Linked DNA regions of Homo sapiens: region 2 is linked to region 1. A link is a loop called in an ENCODE intact Hi-C map of the cell type or tissue named here. Cell type or tissue: sigmoid colon. All regions are shown on one strand. Each heading gives the region's core, and the rest is flanking DNA. Links, peaks and the distances in the headings are about the cores only. Region 1 has its middle 74 kb from the start of LINC01898. Region 2 has its middle 25 kb from the start of LINC01898.

Region 1 (5,382 bases), core at 199-5,198:
CAAATGCCTGGGACAGTCCCCTATGAAGCAGTCTCAGCTGTCAGAGCCACGGGAGCAAGCCTACCTTGTGGTCATGTTAGAAACATGGGGATCTGTTCTAACCCTGGCTGTGGAGGCCTGAGTTGACATGTGTGGGGAGCCCCTGGAGATGTTTTTCTTGTCTCACAATCAGGAAAGCATCCTCAGAACAAAGTGCCCTCCTTCCCCTTTTGAACACGGCTACAGGAGCACAGGATGCTTAAGCCATGATGGCCACTTTGTGACCAAAGCTGACAAGCCTAAGGGCCAAGCTAACCAGGTGGAGATTGCTGAGTGCAGGGAAGGAAAGAAAAACTCGGTCCCTGACAGCATTGTTGCGCTCCTGAGCCAACCCTCACACTGTTTGTTTACTGATTCCTTATAAGGTGGGATCATAACCCCCATTTCTTGAGTCCCTTTCAGTTTGGAGGACTGTTATCTGTAGTTAAAGCCTCCTCTGTCAGACACCAGATTCCCTTGAATTGCCTGCATCTGCCACTTCCACGAATGCACCCCATCACATGTGCTGTGCTTGCCCTGCAGGACTACGGGGCCCACATCTTACCATTCACGTCAACTACTGGATGCATAGCAGGGTTTCTGCAACACAGCGACGGCTCCATGGATAATGAATAAAACTGGACAAATGCATCTATAGGTGAATGGATATGAGCACTGTCCTTAGTGCACAAAACAACCACAGTGTTCTGTGGTGGTGAATATTTCTCTGTAAGGTTTAAGTGGAAGGAAAGAGAAGAAGGACACCAATCAGAGGCAGCAGTGGTTGTGGAGTCCTGGGCGGAGGATCGTGGTGGGGCCCATGATTTAGCAGCTTTATGCTGGGACAATGTTCCAGAAAGGAGAGCTGAGGCCAAGCCAAGACCACTGTGAGGCCGAGTCTAGGGAAAATAGACTGATCCAAACTGGGGTTCATAACCAAAAATGCAAAACCTCCATCCATGGGCTTCTGGGATGGGTGGGGGAGTGGGGCTAGTGGTTGTCAGCATCAGAGCATCAGCAGGCAAAAACCCAAACCCTGGGAGAAGAGACTTATAGGAAGCGAGTTAGTTAGTGGTTGACTTGCTAGCCTTCTCACGTTTATTCAGGGAGGCTGGCCGAGGAGGCCCAGACTAGGCCAAGGTTTCCAAGGATGGCTTCACGAGGCCTCCTAGGAGCAGGGAGCAGGGACGAATGATGGTCAGGTCACCAGAATATACCCAATGCTGGGCATGGAACACCAGGCTCTTCCCAGTCACCATTTTACAGCAGAGCAGGAGGGACAAGAAGGGACAGGCCAGCACTCTGGGGTCTTGGAAGAACTCTAAAGTTGCCAGGCAGGAGGACCTCAGCTGATCCATACCCTGGGCTTGTACTCGCAGGAGACCCGTGCTCCACCACCCCTTGCTGGCCACTCTCTGCAAGTAGAGAGCTAAGTCTCTGATGTAGAGACAACTTTCAACTCTGTGCGTTTGAATCTTTCTTCCACGTCTCACCATCAACCCAAGTAGTTAAGGTGGTAAATTCATGGGTTGTGGATTGCGAGTTGTAGAAATTTTTCCCCTCATAAAATACAGCATACAAGGGTTATAAACACACAATACAGATTATCAGACTATAAAAAGGCATAACAATGCGATATGATTCATTGCTGGCATGGGCGCAATATTGTGCTGGAAGATTAAAGACTATGTGACTTAAATAACTTTTATTGCAATGCTTTCAACAGATCTCCTAACCGGGAAAGCAAACGGGCTCTGCCCAGTGATATGACTGGTGAGTAGGACCCAACACAATTCCCAGGACCCCCATTCGTCTCTCCAGTCTAGCTGAGATGGTTCCACTTTGGTGAGTGTTTCGCAACCAGGCAGCTTCTAGGTTTCGTGATAATATACCAGTCTCCTAGGATGTGCTATCGTTGGGCTAAATATAGCACGTGTCCTCAAAATAGTGCCATTGATGGTGAGTAATAGCCCCGTTCCTCCTCCCGGTCTCTTGCACAGGCTCTCTTGGATTTGGTCCAGGAATTAATTTGTGCTAATCTGGTCCCAAAATAAATAACTTTTGTCTCTCTACGTTGCCCTGGGTTTCACAGGGAGCAAGATGCAGCCCCGACAACAGGCGCTCAGTGCAGGACTGAGGAGAGGCCCACTCGGTGCATCTACAATTCAAAGGAGCGATGAGGGCTGAGGTCATCAATCTGTCCCAGTGCTCTCATCCGGGCTGGGCGAGAGCCGGCGCTTCCAGCACTGTCTCTCCCAAAGAAGATTTGAAGCAGTGACAAGTGGAGAGTCCTGCCGTCCTTCCTCCCTGGGCCTCGCGCAGAGGTGGCTGGCAGAGTGCACCATTAGGATAGAGATGCCCCGTGTCTGTGCCGCCATGGCCTGTCTGTCCCGCGCTTCTGAACTGGCTGAGCTGCTGTGCGGGGCAAGGCTGAGTTCCTGAGATTTGCTGGCAGCCTCCCGCTCTTTGTTCTCCAGAATGTGAAAATGGTGTAAATAGCAGCATCTGCAACTGCTCCTGCTGCGCTGACCGCCAGCCAAATGCTTTTTTTTTTCTTTCCCTCACTCTCCCTGTCGAGCCGTCCACATGATGCACACAGGCATGAGCTGCAGAGCGGGGTGCAGCCTGGAAACCCCAGGAATGCTGGGGAGACACAGGGCAAGGGGGCCCAGGGAGGGCAGTGGGTTTCGCCGCTCCTGGTGAAATGACGAGCTCCATGCACGGCATGGGTGTTGACGGGGTGTGTAGATGACATGTACGAAATGCATTTTTGCCACCTCCAACAGCTGAAAAAGAGCCCATGCCTCATTCCTCAACAGCTGCTGTCACCTCAGCTAAGTTGCATGCTTTGGAATTTCTTAAAAGAGAATTACTCTTACTCATCGGTCCTCTGACTACTGAAACGAGCCCTGGAAAGTGAGTAACTCGAGGAATTCTGCTCCTGTCGGCAGCCAGGGGATTTCATATTTTGTCCAGATCTTTCTGTGCAGCCAGATACAAAGTGTTCGTTTTTCTTGGATATTATAACTTCCTTTCTCTGTATCCTGTCTCTGTTCATTGATTTTTTAAAAAAGGCCGTGATTTTCTCTATGTCAAAAGAATCTGCACCTTTTTCTTATCTGAGTGGCAGATGTTCCTGGGCTGTGAAATATAAATATCCTAAAGTTTTCAAAGGCCTGATAGAAATTAATGCCATCTTGATTTTGGAAATAAGTGTCAGGGCTAGTACTATTGCTTATATTATTATAACTTCCACATTATCATCCTGAGTCTTGCTCCAGGACAGCCTTAGCATAAAAATATAGAATTCTCAACTATATTTATGTCTTTTAAAAATATGTATCTTTCTAACACATATCAAGCCAAGGATATAAAATACTTGTCTCTGAGGAGTAGCCTGTAGTTGTACTTAAAAAATACACATCCATAACCCTTGGGTGCATTAGAAAATTCTGCACGTTGATGGAGCATGTGTGCACAAAATGGCTCTCCTGTTCTATAGTCATTAAAGGCTGAAACTGACATAGATCTGAAATGTTCTAGGACTAAAGCAATCAGGGTATATTTCCAAACTAATAGTAAATGATAGTCTTCACAATTCAAGAAAGCAAATACAGGCTGTTTTGTTAAATTCCTTTTGTTTTTTAAATCTACATAATTTACTACAGCTTTGCCATCCCAAGCAAATGTAGGTTTGAATTTTCATGGCCTAGACTTCATACGGGTGGAAATTAGAAATGATCTAAAGTGATTTTTTTTTTTTTTTGGTTAGTTATCAAGCAGTTAGGAAAACGCTGGGGACAATAAAGTTAAGGGAAAAAATCGTAAGAGAAATAAGGCCAGGAAAGTTCCTGATGCACGTAGCCTGAGGCCTCACAGCAAGGTCTCGAAGGCGCGACAGCTGGTCTCTGACCCTTCCCTGTCGATTCCTGCTGCACGAGGAAACCCCGCAGCAAGCCGTCCACGCACCCATGGATCACAACTGCATCATCAGACCCGTGAGCCACAGCTCGGCTCCTGACGCAGGGGCCCTCGCAGTGCCCTCTGAGGAGGGGCTTCTGCCCCAGGCTGACCATGAGGATCGCATTGAGCAACATACCACTTCCCTCTCAGGTTTTTCTTGCTCCCGTGCACAATGTTCATGGACATCCCCCTGGGGAGTGAGTCCTGAGCAGGGGAATTCTTCCACTGCCTGGAACTTCGCATCTGCTCAGAACGCCGTCCATGCTGCATGTCTGCGTGTCGTGAGACACGGCCCCGGGACTCGCCAGCCTCAGCCCGCAGAGCCCACCGTGCACTGTGTGCTGCTCACTCCTCTTCTGGGATACTGGGAGTAGAACTAGAGTCCTAGATTTCAGAGACCCCAATCATCAATGACATCATTCAAAAACACTTACTGCTACTTAGCTTGAAACATTTTTCCAAGCTTGGTTTATAAAATTTAATTGAGAAAGAAAGAGAAAGAGGAGGAGAACTTCACAAATCAGCTTGTGTGGGAACTTACATGTTCCTGGTGTGGTTCTCCACAGGAGACAATGCCTCTACCCTCTCAATGGTGATATGCCCATGGGCATTTCTGGTGAATTCTTCAGCAAATCAGATCACCATGTGCCAAACCAGTGAATTCTCACCCAGTCAAAACTAAAGACAGAGAAGCCTGTTAGTCTAAGTTTATGTGGATACAGAAGGCTCTGCCTGTAGAAATGACTTGTTTTAGAAGGAAAATATGCACCCTAGAACAGGTGGGATGGTGGCGGGAGCATGTGAAGGCAGTGAGTGAAGGAAGCATGTGAGGTGACAAATGCCAATCCACAGGGATACTACATGCTGTTCATGAGAAGAAGAAATGAAAGGGGATAAAGACTTTGGAGAAATCTGAGAAATCTTGCCCAACTTTAGGCCACATCTCAAGACACTTCTTCCTTGGAGCCCTTCCAGACATTGTCCGTTCCCTAGGCATCCCATCCAGACCTGGACTCTGAAGTCCTTGTGGTCCCACTGCACTTGTTCATACACTGCTCACATGTGTACTTCATGCCCTTCCACAGGGGCAGCCCCTTAGGCAGGGACTCTACCTTCCCACCTCTGTCATCCCAGGGGACCCTCACTCAGCACTTACCCTGTGGAGGCTACTCAGTAATGTTGGCTGAAGTGAACAACAATTTAGAATAATGTAAAGAAGTTTTATATTATAAAATATAGAAATCCTCAAATAGAGACACTAATAAACATTGCAAAAGGGAGTTCTGAAATATCATCACTCATTGTGGATCATATTTCTAGGTATTAGCATGTGCCTCCAGCCCACTCACTAAATTCTTGCACCTGTACCCCAAAGACCTCTTCCCTCCTCCTCGGTTCCAG
Region 2 (5,382 bases), core at 152-5,151, 49 kb before region 1:
GTGTGTTTTCAACATCTGGGAATTTAACTTAGGTTTCCTCCTTGATGCTATTGTAATCACTATTTACCATTTAAAACAATTTTTCTTTTTAGGTGCTCATCCAGATTAAAGTGTTTTCCAAAAAAAAAAATCACAAAAGTTATTATAAAGCAATGTTTATAGTGGAAAGAATCCAAATGAGATAGTGCAATACTTATCAAAAATGTAGTTATGCAAAATTACATTTGATGTTACGTTTCCTCTAACTTTCTAAGAAAACGTCACCTAATATTTGAATGCATCTCTTGTTCTACTTAATAGGAGACCTTCTTTACCATTTCACATTTTTAGAAAACTGAAATTCCTGTGGAGTTTCATATTGGATCCCAAGAAAATCTTTTATTAGCCTAGAAAGACAACCTTAGTATAAATTAGGATCCACCTCTAAAATATTTTATTCTCAAATGTTTGTGAGCACTAAATAGTCTTAGTTTATAAAGCAAAAGGTCAAGTTGAAAATTATATTAAAACAATACTCCAAATGCCTATCAAAATATGTCTGTTTCAGTTATTATGCAAATACATAGAAAACAGAGTCCATGTGAGACCTCTTTAGTCTATGTCAGAACACCAGGTCCGCATGCAAATTCAAGTTTTTTTAGAGCACACACAGACATTCATATATGTTTTAAAACAAGATCAACAATTTTAATTCACAAGCATAGCAACACCTTGGCAGAACAATACCTTCCTGAATTATACCTTTGTTTTACCTCGTACTTAATCATGAGTCATTTTGCATACATCCATAACATAGGGAGTTTCTTTCATCCTTCCTTTGCTCATGCCCATTAGTCCCTTCTATCTGGAAATGGAAGCTTTGTCTACTATTCGGGAATAATACTATATTTGGGATTGATTTGTTTTTTTCTTAGATTTTACTAGAGATACTGGGATGATATATTTTATGAAGTTATAGTTTTGCTGTTGTTATTACAATTCTTTTCTTCCTGAATTTGAAATAAAGACAATGGTTTTACCATTTAAAAAAGTTTCTACCCTCATCTTATTTGTCAAAGAATAAACATCAGCACTAATGATAGAAAGCCTTAGATTAGCCACAGAGCTTCTGTCCTCACCAGTCTCCAAGTACAGGGAAATTCAGCTATATTCATTTCAAAAAGATAATAGCCTCGAAGAAGTTTTTTGTTTGTTTTGTTTTGTTTTGTTTGAAATAGCATCTCACTCTATCGCCCAGGCTGGAGTACAGGGGCGCGATCTCGGCTCACTGCAACCTCCGTCTCCTGGGTTCAAACAATTCTCCTGCCTCAGCCTCCTGAGTAGCTGGGATTAGAGGTGCTCACCACCATACCCGGCTAATTTTTTTTTTAGTAGAGACAGCCAGGCTGGTCTCAAACTCCTGACCTCAAGTGATCCACCAGCCTTGGCCTTTCAAAGTGCTGGGATTACAGGCATGAGCCACCGCGCCCGGCTGACGAAGTAATGTTTTATTTTGTTAACTGAGGATGAAGGTGGGGAGATGGGAGAAAAATAGCAGACTTAGCCTCCTGAAGTTTCTGTAGCATGAAAAGGAAACTTGAGAATCCATGCCTTCTCCTCTGACTTGTGTTTGTTTACACTTAAAGATGTTTAAGCATAAATTCCCTTTGCAGCTACAAATCAGATTTAAAGACATGATTATAGGACCTGTTTATCTAATTTATTATGCAACCATCAGGAAAACCAATGCAATTCTTTAGCTTTCTCTGAAAATTGAACATAGACCTAAAGATGATGTCAATCAACACATGACTTTTAAACAAGCACAGACTTCCTATAACTGTTCAGTATACCTCCATCTGTTTCTTTATTCTCCTATGTAGACTAGGATCTTTTAAGATGACATAAATCTACTTTATAGTGCTTGTTTTAATACTTAACCACCTTCCTGAGAACTCATTTCTTTTGCATTTAACTTTTAGACTTTATTTTTAGACAAATACTGTTATTTACTAAGTGGTTGGAAATGCAAATCATGACAAGGCTCGATGCTGTCAGCCCGAGTCCTTTATGAATCAGTACCCCATAAACCACTGTCAATTTTTGTATTAAGCACTTATTGACTGAGGTTTTACAGGGGCCTCAACACACAAAGGAGGATGATGCCAAAGGGACTGGTGATCATTGTCAAAGGATGACTTGGAATCGAGATACGGCTGTATATCAGCCCAGAAGGAAACATGGGTTACTCCTAAGTCTCCGCACAAAGAGATTCAAGAAATTTCTCATATTTCTAAATCACTTCTTAGAGCTAGACTTTTTGCAAAGCTGAAGGGAGACAAAAATGATTTGCAGACATATAAGATAGCTGATATGTAGGTTTGTCAATGAACATCTAGGCATTGATCTCCAAGTTCCTTCTTGGTAGCAGGTGGAACACATGTTCAAATGTTTTAAACTTATTACTCATATTTGGTCATGAAAGCCTCACCTTAAATATTAAAGTGCATAGGTAGGAACCAGAGTTAGAGTTGGAGGAGGCAGGCTAACTTTGGGATGCTCTTTGTCATCTCTGAAACAGATGACTCATGAGACAAGCAGCTCCGTTTATAAAAAACACTCTCCAAAAATGGTATTGGCAATCACAGAAAGCGTTACATGTCTTAGGTTGTAAAGTGTTCTTAGCTGACTATGTGACAACCAAATGAATGGATACATAAAAGATGTTAGAAGTATCAGTGCTTTTCCTTTTTTATTTTAATCTCTCTATTTTCTCTGGCAATAGACGTTTTTTAGACAAAATTTTTCAGAAGATTAACATCTGTAAAATAATTCTGTTTTTCACTGCTTGAGTTCAACTGTATTTAGGCCCGTAGATATGTCTGTTTGAAGCAATCTATTCAAACTATGTATTCTTTCTGTCTACAGGGGTCTGATATATAACTTATAAGTTTCTAAATGGAGCTAAAAGTTTTTAAGACAGAGTGGTTATAGAAGTAAATGCCGACAATTGATACTCACACTGGATCCACTTAAATCTAGAAATCTTTTTCAACATAAATGCTGACTCTAGGAACTTTTTCTCCTGATAACCCTTCATTTTTGTGTAAGAGACTAAAAATAGAATGGACAAACATTGTCTATTTCTAAAGGCAGTTAGAACTAAACCAGGCAGTTAGCACCCTCCCATTAAGAACCCTTGCAAAGATGTAACCCCTGCGTGTTTGGCTGGACTTAGCATTTAAATCCAGTCTTCTCCTCCTTGTGACCTGTGGAGATAAGAGATATTAAGACCTGTTCCCGTTCCCATCCTGGGTTTTTTACTTCATACAGGCATCAAAATCTCTGTGTGGCTTCTACAAAATAAAGAGATTGGATGACTCATCTCTGAATACCTTTTGAGATCCTGTATGCAGAACAAACTACTTTATGAAATTCATCTGCAGTTAATGCTGTTTCAATAAAAGTGGCAGCGAGCACTGGGTAATCTGTCTTCTTCTGTTATTCTGGGTACTTAGGAAGTTCTTATGGACAACATGCTGGCATTCCCATTATCCTAAGATACTGAAGACTTGAAACATTGCTCTCCTACCTATTCCTTCTCTATGAGGCAACACCATTTCCCATTCTGTGCACTACCCTCCCCGCCCTTCAACACTGCTTCTTTCAGGAGCTCTGGGTCTCCCTGGAGTCCTCCTATCCACCAGGCCCCCCGTGGCATGGGCTCCTTCTCCGCCAGGCTCCTCTCTGCTCTGCACCCACGTGGTCCCTGCTGAGCCGAGGCTGGATCTACAATAGAGAGAATGGAGGCATCTGAGAACAGCATCAGGCATCTTGGAGATATTCCTCCAACACTTTTGTGGCCTGAACCACCTGTACATAAGTCTGGAGTTTTGTTGAGGTTTCACCCCTAGGTTGCCAGAGATGAAGCCAGTCTTTAGCTCCTTAGGGTCTGTTTCCTGCATTCCATCCTGTGGGGCTTTTAACATTATTTGCGTTCTAGAGCCAGGGAAGAAACTTCATTGTCGACAAAAACAAAATGTTCTTCTTTTCACCATTCTGGGTCTTAAGAAAAGAGATTTCTCACATAGTGCTGTCTTCTGCACATATGGCATGTTCTTTGCTGTACTGAATAAGGAATGTATTTGGGGGTCTATACAGTTAGATATGGGTTATGGTTGTCTTGTGCCCCTCTGTGTTCACCACACCTAACACAATATTTGCTATAGAGTAACTCCCAGTAAATATTTATTGATGGATATGGAATGAAGTTGACATTTTGAAGTAGATATGCAGACCAGCAACATGGGATGAGAAATGTAATAGACACGTACCTAATGACGTTTCTGTCAAATATCTCAAACTTATGTATAAAAATGATTTTTATTTTTTGCTATTTTGCTAAGTTGTATATTTCTGATCTCCTATTCAGACTTTTCATGCTACTTATGATGAAATAATGTGACAAATAAAATAAGTGAAGGACACTAACAGATGGGAGGCTGTTATCATAAGTGAAACAACTCAGAAGCAGAGTCAAATACCACGTGTTCTCACTTACAAGAGGAAGTTAAATCACCTGTACACATGGGCACACAGTGTAGAATAATGGACAATGGAGACTTGGAAGGGTGGCGGGGGAGGAGGGTGGTGACAGATGAGAAATTACTTAATGGGGACAATGTACATTTTTCTGGTGATCGTTATACTAAAAACCCAGACCCCAGCACTATGCATTATATTCATGTAACAAAACTGCACTTGTACCCCTTAAGTTTATACAAATAAGAAATGCAAATAATAATAATATTAAAAATAATCTTAAAACTATGGGAAAAAAAGTCAGTAGATAAAACAAGATGGAGCCATCTCTTATGAGAAAGAGAGTAAAGGAGCATAAATGGTTAACTGGAGCTAACGGCTGGCACAGGAGCCCCCGAAGGACCCGGCACCTCCACACTCAGAACTGGGCACTGTCGTCACGAAGGCTCTGCGCTCTCTTCCTGAGACATCTCCCAAGCATGAGTGGCAGTTTTCTCAGATGCTCATCTTGCTCCAGCTCAAGTGTTAAAGGAAGGGACACAGTGAAAAAATATATATTAATGGGTGAACGGCAAAAATGGGGCAAGGGATTCCTCATCGACTGAGAGTCTGAGTTCTTCTACTGTCAGCAGTGTCCATTTGTTTGTTTTGAACTTGCCTTTTTACATTTAATGTCTTTGTATCATATGGGTGGTCAAGTAAATCACAAAATCTTGGAGTCATATCTAGAAGTTTTCCTGTCAGAAGCAATGCATTATGAGCCCAGAGAGAAGTGCTAGCCCTGGATCTTGCAGCTGTGAACTGGCCCAGGACTTGGGTGAATTGTCTTCCCTGTGTCACCCCACTGCTCCTGAGCCTCCA

What was found. Hi-C counts contacts between places; a loop is a spot of excess contacts. Peaks named below come from ENCODE experiments on the same cell type or tissue, not always from the same donor. Only the 100,000 strongest peaks of a DNase experiment are listed, where the experiment ranks them.
Region 2: it touches region 1 in a loop (2.4-fold over the local background); 3 of 110 quality-filtered maps call a loop at or near these places.

What each region holds. Positions count from the first base shown.
Region 1 is chr18:75,635,926-75,641,307 of GRCh38, reverse strand. No RefSeq gene overlaps it. Among named protein-coding and RNA genes, the nearest start is that of LINC01898, 74 kb to the left of the region's middle. RefSeq lists enhancers at 2,007-2,582, 2,583-3,160. In sigmoid colon, for the core only: no CTCF peak of the experiment used is centred there; DNase peaks (open chromatin) are centred at 1,837 and 2,307; H3K4me3 peaks cover 1,414 bases.
Region 2 is chr18:75,684,990-75,690,371 of GRCh38, reverse strand. No RefSeq gene overlaps it. Among named protein-coding and RNA genes, the nearest start is that of LINC01898, 25 kb to the left of the region's middle. In sigmoid colon, for the core only: no CTCF peak of the experiment used is centred there; no DNase peak of the experiment used is centred there.